2 separate regions of the Homo sapiens genome follow, and region 2 is linked to region 1. Evidence: read pairs that join two places in POLR2A ChIA-PET (ENCODE). Cell type or tissue: GM12878. All regions are shown on one strand. Links, peaks and the distances in the headings refer to the core of each region. The heading gives the core; the rest is flanking DNA. Region 1 holds the start of C6orf89 (chromosome 6 open reading frame 89). Region 2 has its middle 5.4 kb from the start of MIR3925.

Region 1 (7,786 bases), core at 2,627-5,126:
GAGGCGGGCAGATCACGAGGTCAGGAGATCAAGACCATCCTGGCTAACACAGTGAAACCCCGTCTCTACTAAAAATACAAAAAATTAGCCGGGCGCGGTGGCGGAGGCCTGTAATCCCAGCTACTTGGGAGGCTGAGGCAGGAGAATGGCGTGACCCCAGGAGACAGAGCTTGCAGTGAGCAGAGATTGCCCCACTGCACTCCAGACTGGGCGACAGAGCGAGACTCCGTCTCAAAAAAAAAAAAAAATTCAAACATAAGGTCATTACTATGCATCAAGCATGAGAGGATTGAGTGAAATCGGCTGAGGCTTGATGGCAATCCACTTACCTGCAGAAAGTAGTTCCAACTCTGGCCAAAGTGAGCTTTGCTACAGGGGGAAGTTCTGAAGAGTTAGCCTGATTCTAACAGTGGCATAGACCTGCAAGGGCACAGGCAGGATCACTAGTGGAGTTATTAGGATCAAAGTATCATGCACCACCTCGGATATGCTAAGTTGCCAGAACTGTTAGGAGTGGAGCTCAGGTGTGTACGCTTTCAAGCCTCTTCTCTGCTGATTAAAGGCACACACCCCCAATTAAGAGACACTACTTTACAACAATAGTTCTCAGGGTAATTCTGCTCCAAAGGGGACATTTGGCAATGTCTGAAGACATTTTTGATTATCAAAACTGGACAGGAGTTGGGCACAGCAGCACATGCCTATAGTTCCAGCTACTCGGGAGGCTGAGGCAGGAGGATCACTTGAGGCCAGAAGTTAGAGGCTCAGTGAGTTACGATCACGCCTGTGAACAGCAACTGCACTCCCGGCTGGGCAACACAGGGAGGCTCCAGCTCTTTTAAAAAAATTAAAAATCAACAAACTGGAGGGGTACTATTAGCATCTGGTGGGTAAAGACTAAACATCCTGCAATGCACAGGAGAACCTCCTCCTACCCCTCCTCAAAACGAGGTCAAGAAACCTTGCTTTCAAGAGAGGCCTGTCGGAGGTAAGCCAGGGAGTTGTTTCACTTCTGGAGTACTTCAGAAATAGGAGGAGACAACTGAGAGCTCTGATGAGATGTTCTCCACAATTCCTTCTGGGTCTCTGCCTATGAAGAAACAGGGTAGAGGCATATCTGACAGAAAAACTCTGATAGAACTTACCAATACAAATGTTTCTTTAAAGCAGAAAAGAAGTTAAGAGAAATGTAAACTTCTCTTTTGCCCTGTTTAACAGAGAACTAATTCCTCTATAGAGATAAGTAAGTCCTGAACACTGATATGCCATTACCCTGGACGTTCTGTTTTCTGAAGAGCTATGCCAGCGAGGTAACTCTAGGATAGAAAACTGATTCATCTAGTTAAAGCACAAAAGGGGAAACAGTACAGTTCAAAAGAAAGTTTCAAAAGTCCATCAAGATACATCCCAATCTTCAACACTAGGAGCTATATCCAGAGTAAATTAAATTTTCTTTTTTCTCTACTTGGCTCTTTAATATTACACTACCCATGAAGTATGGTATCCATTCTTTAGTGTTATGAATATATTCCATTCTATTTTATCCAGTGATCCCATTAATTAAATATATGTTCTAGTAAAGAAAAAGTGCTCCTTCAACCATTGTGGAAGACAGTGTGGTGATTCCTCAAGGATCTAGAACTAGAAATACCATTTGACCCAGCCATCCCATTACTGGGTATATACCCAAAGGATTATAAATCATGCTGCTATAAAGACACATGCACACATATGTTTATTGTGGCACTATTCACAAATAGCAAAGACTTGGAACCAACCCAAATGTCCATCAATGATAGACTGGATTAAGAAAATGTGGCACATATACACCATGGAATACTATGCAGCCACAAAAAAGGATGAGTTCATGTCCTTTATAGGGACATGGATGAAGCTGGAAACCATCATTTTGAGCAAACTATCGCAAGGACAGAAAACCAAACACCGTATGTTCTCACTCATAGGTGGGAATTGAATAATGAGAACACTTGGACACAGGAAGGGCAACATCACACACTGGGGCCTGTAGTGGGGTAGGGGAGTGGGGAGGGATAGCATTAGGAGATATACCTAATGTAAATGACGAGTTAATAGGTGCAGCACACCAACATGGCACACATATACATATGTAACAAACCTACACGTTGTGCACATGTACCCTAAAACTTAAAGTATAATAATAATAAAAAGAAAAAGTGCTTCTTAGATTATAATAAGAACCACTACAAAGAAACAAACATCAATTAAAAGGAAAAATAACTGATAAAACATTGAAATGATTAATACGATTTAAAAGAGTAATAACTTAAAACTACAATAAATGCTTAAAATTTACAATCAAGGTACAGGCAGGGCACAGTGGCTCACACTTGTAATCCCAAAACTTTGGGAGGTTGAGGCGGGTGGATCACTTGGGGCCAGGAGCTGGAGATCAGCCTGGCCAACATAACATAGCAAAACCCTGTCTCTACTAAAAATACAAAAATTAGCCAGGCATGGTGACGCATGCCTATAATCCCAGCTACTCGGGAGGCTGAGGCATGAGAATCACTTGAACCTGGGAGGTGGAGGTTGCAGTGAGCAGAGATCACATCATGGCACCCCAGCCTGAGCAACAGACTGAGACTCTGTGTCAAAAGAATAAAATTTTTTTTTTAAATGTAGTATATACATACAATGGAATATTATTCAGCCTTAAAAAAGAAAGAAATCCTGCTATTTGTAACAATACGGATGGACCTGGAGGACATTATGCTAAGTGAAATAAGCCAGACACAGAAAGATAAATACTACATGATACCACTTGTGCGATTAATCTAAAATAGCTAAACTCATAGAAGCAAAGAACAGAATGGTGGTTGCAGGAGGCTGCAGGCAGGGGGAAACAGGGAGGTACTGGGCAAAGAATACAAAGTTTCAGTTATACAAGATGAATAACTCCTAGAGACCTACTATACAGCACAGTGCCCAGAGTTAACAATACTGTATTGTATATTTAAAAATATGCTAAGAAGGTAGGTCTTATGTTAAGTGTTCTTATTGCTAATAGTAATAATAAGTAAGAAGGCAGGAGGAAACTTGAAGGTGATGGATAGGTTGATGGCATGGATCATGGTGATGGTTTCACAAGGGCATACTTATGTCCAAATTCATCAAGCTGTACACATTAAATGTGTAAAGCTTTTTGTACAAAAATAGTACAATGAACACCTGGATATCCTTCATTTAGATTTACCAGTTGTTTACATTTGGCTATATTTTCTTTCTGTTTTTACCAGAACTACTTGAAAGTTATTTGCAACACATTATAAAATCATTTCTAAATATTTCAACATGCATCTCCTAAGAATAACGACGTTATTCTACACACAACCATTGGCATTATTGCCATACCCATTAAAATGAGTAATCTCTTAATATTACCTAATATTCAGTCTATAGTCAAGTTTCCTTAACTATCAAATTTTTTTAAAAAGATCATATAGCTATTTAAAAATCCAGGATCCAACCAATGACCACACATTGAATTTGGCTGCCATGCCTCTCTTTAATCTACTTAACTTCAGAACAAGTCCCCAGTGTGTGGTTTTTCTTTTTTTTTTTGTTTTTGTTTTTTGGTCTTTTAGGACATTGACATACTTGAAGAAGTCTTCACATTTTTAAGCTTACCTCTACTTGCTTCCATCCTCACCCTTTCCAGTTTCTACTATCAGAAAAATGCCATAATAGTTCCTTTCTAAGTTTCTGGTACTCTCTCCCTCCCTCCCTTCAGAGGAAAGCTCCTTTGGGGGTTGGGGGGAGAAAGTAACACACTTTCTTGTTTCTCAGGTTTCCATTCATTTATTAACCTGTTGAAATCATATTTCTGCCTCCTCACTCCACCGACATTGCTTTCACTGAGGCCACAAATGGCTTTCTAAACGCCAAGTTCGAAGGACGTTTTTTTCAGTTATTACCTTATCTGACCTCTCTGCAGCAGCTGCTGTTGCTACCCCATTATCTATCTCCCTCAAGTGTACTCAAACCTTAACATAATTCTCTCGTTCTCTGCTGGTATCCACCAGTTATCCTTGACCTTCTTATTCCCTCCAACACTTTGACCACCAGCTATTGGTGATTCCCAAATCTCTTCTCCAGTCTACAACTCTCTCTAGGGTTCAAGACCCATTTATCTACCTGCCTACCAGACACGGTGATCCAAGTTTCCCATAGCTCCCTGTATGTAATGTGTCTATAACCCAACTTACTGTTTTCCCCTTCAACTCATTCCTCCCACTGCACCTCTTTTCTTAATGGAAACACTAATCCTCCAAATTTAAAAACTATTCTCCTCCTACCTCACTCCCACCAATGAAACTATCACTAAGTCCTCTTGATTCAGCCTCCTATATAATTCTCACATTCATCCCTTCCTCTCTACATTAACAGCACAGTTAAGGTCTTCAACATCTCTCCTATGGACCATCACAAAGATGTAGTTAATCTCTATACTTCCAGTTCTCCTCTTCCCCAATCCATTCTCTACCTTGTCCAGTTTTTTATTTTTATTTTCTGAGACAGGGTCTCACTCTTCGCTCAGGCTGGAGTGCAGTGACATGATCTCAGCTCACTGCAACCTCTGTCTCCTGGCTTCAAGAGATTCTCGTGCCTCAGCCTCTGGAGTAGCTGGGAGTACAGGCACGCGCCACCACACTCAGCTAATTTTTGTATTTTTCTGGTAAAAAATGGGTTTCACCATGTTGGCCAGGCTGGTCTTGAACTCCTGACCTCAAGTGATCCACCCACCTTAGCCTCCCAAAGTGCTAGGATTACAAGCGTGAGCCGCTGCACTCGGCCACTTATTTTTTTGAAACACAAATTGGCTCATGCTAAGCACCTTCCAAGACTCCCCATCCTCTGCAGGAGCAGTTTAGCATGGTGACTAAGAACACAGATACTGGAGTTGGAAAAAGCTGGATGCAAATTCTAGATTTTACCACTTACTGTGTGGCCATGAGACACTACTCATCCTCTCTAAGCCTCAGTTTTCATGTATAAAATGGGGATAATTATTTCTACCCCACAATGTTTTATTTCAGAGAATTATAAAATGATGTAACACATTTGTTCCAATAGCCAGACAAATTAAATACCTAATAACAATCATTTTAAGATAAAGTCCTAAGTCAAGCATGGTGGTTCATGCCTGTAATCCCAACACTGGGAGGCTGAGGTGGGAGGACTGCTTGAGCCCAGGACTTCCAAGACCAGCCTGGGTAACATAGCAAGACCCTGTATCTACAAAAAAAATAAAAATAAAAATTGGCCGAGTGTGGTGGTGCCTGCCTGTAGTCCCAGCTACTTGGGAAGCAGAGGTGAGGGGTAGCTTGAGCCCAGGAGTTCGAGGCTGCAGTGAACCGTAATAGCACCACTGTACTCCAACCTGGGTGATGGAATGAGATTCCTGTCTTTTTTAAAAGATAAAGTCCAAATTACTTACCATGGCCCTTTATGATCTGGTCACTGCCTACCTGTTCAGTTTCATTTCCCATCAATCCTTCTTCACATTCTACACTGTCATACTATTTCACATCTTTTTGCTTTTGCATACACAATTTCCTCTGCCTAAAAAGCCTAGTCTCCAGTGCTTTGTCCAATAAGTGAACTCTTTAAGACTCTGACCTCAGTTTTTGTCCTATGCACCTCTAGGGCTTGGCATTACATCTATTTTCCTGTCTACCTCCCACCCTAAATAGTGTTTCTTGAAAGCAGAGATAAATGGAGAAAACACAAAAAACTAAGAACAGACGTGGGAATTCACCTCAGATGTGGAATCAGATCAATGTTGAACAAATTTATAGAAAGGACCTAAAATTATCATTCCGAACTAATTGAATGTAACTCGTGGCTCATGGTTTATTCATTTTATGTTTTATTATTTTATTCATTTTTAAAAATGCAGAGGTCGGGAGCCTGAGGCAGGAGAATGGTGTGAACCGGGGAGGCGGAGCTTGCAGTGAGCAGAGATCACGCCACTGCACTCCAGCCTGGGCGACAGTGTGAGACTCCGTCTCAAAAAAAAAAAAACAAAAAAACGCAGAGGTAGCAACAATGTGATGAGGGTTTAAGGTTAGCAGGTTAGGAATCTAGCATTTGGACATTGTTTCTGGTGTGTGGAGTAGCTGTGGAGGAACAGGTATTCAAAGCAGGTCTTGAAAAATGCCTCAGTCCAAGGCAGAAAAGGTCTGACAGAAACAGGACCTCTTTCTGGTATGCAAGTTGGGCTACATGAACCTTTAGTCAAAACTTCAATGTAGCAGAATTGAATTTATTAGTTATTATTTTAAAGGCATGTTATTCCCTAGAGGGAAATTTTGACAACCCAAATTCAAATGAACGAATTTATTAAGGGAGAGACGTCTATAGAAGATCCCACCACAGGAACTACCAAATGAGCCATCAGAAAAGTCAGAATACTAAGTATCTGGAAGTAGTCTCTATTATAAAGTGATTTATGACTAAATACTTTAAAAGAAACATATTTGCGAATACAAAGGCTATGAGGGCTCTGAGACTAGAAAGTGTGGCCTGCACGGTTAACAGTCTTAAAATACTACAAAACACGACGCAGGCAAATTTCCTTCTACTAAGAGGTGATTACAAACAACTATTTTACTTGTGTCAAGAAACCAAGTCATATTTCTTTCTGAAATCCAAGATGCCAGGTTTATCACATACCAAGTACACATTTAAAGAAAAAAAATTATTGCCCCCTAACGATTATTAGAAAAAGATCTTTCAGAAGGGGGTGGGGAATCTACTCTTAATTTCTTAAAAATTCCGTCAAAAGGGCAGAAATCTGGACTTCATTAGCAACGCTCAAGTTATGGACACTGCTGTGATGCCTGAGAACCAAGTTCAAGCAAGGTCCACCTCGTTTTGCTCTCCCCGGCGGAGTCAAAGAAAGTGACAGATGTCTTAAGGGAGTCGACCCCGGGGGAGCTGCCAGGGGATGCTGTCAGTCTACAAAACTGGAGAGACTGAGAAAAGGGATCCGCGCTGGGATAGAGGGTGGTAGCAGCGGCGAGAAGCGGCTGCGCGAGGATGTCAGAGACGGGCGCGGCGAGGCTGTCACAGGGCGGCCTCCCCCCACCCAGCCTCGGGCCCCAGTCACTCACATGCGGGGCTCGCGCCCCTCGGGCTCCTCCCGCCTCGGGGACAGCTGCCGCCGGGCGAGGAGGATGGGCAACTTCCTGTTTCCGGGAGCGCGACCCGGAAGCAACCCCCCACTCCTGGGCGAGGCCTTGTACCCTAGAGTAATTCCTCCTCTCGTCCAGCGCTTCCGCCCAAAACAGAACACTCAGTGTCGTGGCGAGCGCGGGACCTCTCGCGATATCTGGAGAGTGTAGGTTCTTGCTCCCCCTGGCGTCCTTCTTCCGTTCTGGCTCTTTTCGCCCCAGTCCTAAATCCTTGTCTTCCTAATTTACCTGGACTGGCTCACACAGACTTCATAGCTGAACTGATCCATAGAACAAGCATTTACTGAGTCCCCTACTATGTGCCAGGCAGCATGTTAGGCATTAAGGGATGGGAGTGGAAGGGAAATGTAAATGAAGAGCAGCCCCTTCCTTCTGGAAGCTACTACTCTTGAGAAAGACGAACAAATCCCTCCAGTTTTCACTCAGCCCACTCATTAGTGAGAGCTTACTCTGTTGATAAAAGAAAAACTTAAGCCGAATTAAGTATAAAGGAGTTTAATTGAGCAATGGAAGATTCACGAATCAGGCAACCCCCAGAATCACAGCAG
Region 2 (2,500 bases), core at 1-2,500, 260 kb after region 1:
TATGCCCAGAGCTGAATGACGTAAAAATCCCCAGAAAAACAAGAGGCCGCCCTGGTGCTGGTCTCACTTCCTCTGTTCCACTCCTGTTTCCTCCTTTTTTTTTTTTTTTTTTTTTTGGAGACAAAGTCTCACTCTGTCGCCCAGGCTGGAGTGCAGTGGCGTGACCTTGGCTCACTGCAACCTTCATCTCCCGGGTTCAAGTGATTCTCCTGCCTCAGCCTCCAGAGTAGCTGGGATTACAGGCATGCACCACCACACCTGGCTAATTTTGGTTTTTTCTTTGCTTGTTTCTTTGTTGTTGTTTTGTTTTGTTTTTTGAGATGAAGTCTCACTCTGTTGCCCAGGCTGGAGTGCAGTGGTGCGATCTTGGCTCACTGCAGCCTCTACCTCCTAGGTTCAAGTGATTCTCCTGCCTCAGCCTCCCGAGTAGCTGGGATTACAGGCATGCACCACCATGTCTGGCTAATTTTGTTGTTGTTGTTGTTGTTGTTGTTGCTGTTTTCTTTTTTTGAGACAAAGTCTCACTCTGTTGCCCAAGCTGGAGTACAGTGGTGCCATCTCAGCTCACTGCAACCTCCACCTCCTGCATTCAAGTGATTCTCCTGCCTCAGCCTCCCAAGTAGCTGAGACTATAGGCACGTGCCACCATGCCCAGCTAATTTCTGTATTTTCAGTAGAGACGGGGTTTCACTATGTTGGCCAGGCTGGTCTTGAACTCCTGACCTGGTGATCTGCCCGCCTTGGCCTCCCAAAGTGCTGGGATTACAGGCGTGAGCCACCATGCCCGGCCTAATTTTGTACTTTTAGTAGAGACGGGGTTTCTCCATGTTGGTCAGGCTGGTCTCAAACTCCCGACCTCAGGTGATCCACCCGCCTCGGCCTCCCAAAGTGCTGAGATTACAGGCATGAGCCACTGTGCCCAGCCCTGTTTCCTCCTGTATCCTGTCCTCTCCCTTGGCATAGCTGGCCTTGGCCACAGCTCCTAACTCAGCAAATGCCAGGTCCCCACCCTCCTCCACCATTCTGCCTGAGCTCCCATACTGAAAGCGAAAGGAGGCGGTGGAACAGAAAGAAAAAAATAATAAAACCACTGAAAGAGAAGAAACAGCTGGCAGAATATTGGAAAGATTCCCAGGTGGGAATTCCCAGCCCTCAAGGCCTATGTCAGCCAGGCTGAGGAAGTTCTTGAAGAGCAATCTTGAAATCAGCTCTTGACATCGTTCCCAGCTCATGGGAGCACCTAACCCCTTGTCCCTGCCTTGGCCCGGAGGGAGGTATGTGCCTGAAGTTGGAGTTGAATTTTGAGGGACAGAGCAGAGCTAGGGTGGGAGGGAGAGGGTAGGGCAGGGGGTACTCTGGGGAAGAATGGACCCTGGTGGGTAGGGTCACAAGGTGCCTGAGGGTCCAGGCCCTTCTGGGCTTCCAGGGGACAAGGCCTTTCCCCCCAAGGCAGTGCACAGTGAAAAGGAGGCTTGGCAAAGCCATGTGCCCAATGGTATGTGTGAAGGTGTGGGGAGGGGCACTCTAAGAGGCTGAACTGACAGCAGCCAAAAAATAAAGTTGGCTACTCTTACCTAAGGCACGGTGAGATCCTATATCCATTCAGGAAACATGGAGGAAAACTGGAAGAGGCTGGAACAGAGGTCTGGCTTGTGCTTGTGGGAGTCTGGATCAGGTGTGGCAGTGATGGGCAGACAGGGAGACAAGAGCAGTGGTGTCACCTGTGTAAAAGTGTGGCTCTGGCCATGCAAGGGGTCTGCAGACTGGCCACCAAGGGGCTGGTGTCGGAATTTCTCAAAAAGAAATGTGGGCCAGGCACAGTGGCTCACGCCTGTAATCCCAGCACCTTCGGAAGCCAAGGCAGGCAGATCACTTGAGGTCAGGAGTTCGAGACCAGCCTGGCCAACGTGATGAAACCCTGTGTCCACCAAAAATACAAAATTAGCCAGGTGTGGTGGTGCACCTGTAATCCCAGCCACTTGGGAGGCTGAGGCAGGAGAATCACTTGAAACCAGGAGGCGGAGGTTGCAGTGAACCGAGATTGTACCACTGCGCTCCAGCCTGGGTGACAGAGTGAGACTCCATCTCAAAGAAAAAAGAAATGTGAAGGGCCCTGCCATGAAGAGAAGGGAAGAGGGGACAGGTGTGGGTTAGAGTGGCGGATGGGAGTGGGTGTACAACTCATCTAAACACCAAGTTTGGGGATCGGCTGAGGGAATCTGGACAGAAGGCCTGAGCACTATGCAAAGCATCATCACATCATCTGGCTGAGCCTGTGAGCCCCAGAAAGGCCCTCTCACTCCTCATGAATTTCAGTGAATAAAAACAAAAAGCCTAACCCATGGTGAACTGGTAATCAGTCCACTTTGACCAGGGAGGAAATGATTTCTGCCAAGTTCACTAATTCCTGTTAAGATATGACCTGAGAAATGTTCCAAGCCCTATACTGATTCTTCTCTGTCTTCACTCTTTTTCTCCTCCCGAGTGAGGCCCCATATCC

What was found. ChIA-PET counts read pairs that join two places held together with the same protein. Peaks named below come from ENCODE experiments on the same cell type or tissue, not always from the same donor. Only the 100,000 strongest peaks of a DNase experiment are listed, where the experiment ranks them.
Region 2: POLR2A ChIA-PET joins it to region 1 with 8 read pairs; 2 of 35 experiments call an interaction of 5 or more read pairs at or near these places.

What each region holds. Positions count from the first base shown.
Region 1 is chr6:36,885,400-36,893,185 of GRCh38, reverse strand. It overlaps C6orf89 (chromosome 6 open reading frame 89), which reads right to left and starts at 7,234. Exons shown (of 9, transcript NM_001286635.2): 1 at 7,158-7,234. RefSeq lists a silencer at 6,995-7,174 and an enhancer at 7,395-7,474. In GM12878, for the core only: no CTCF peak of the experiment used is centred there; no DNase peak of the experiment used is centred there.
Region 2 is chr6:36,626,631-36,629,130 of GRCh38, reverse strand. No RefSeq gene overlaps it. Among named protein-coding and RNA genes, the nearest start is that of MIR3925, 5.4 kb to the right of the region's middle. In GM12878, for the core only: no CTCF peak of the experiment used is centred there; a DNase peak (open chromatin) is centred at 1,140; H3K27ac peaks cover 1,560 bases.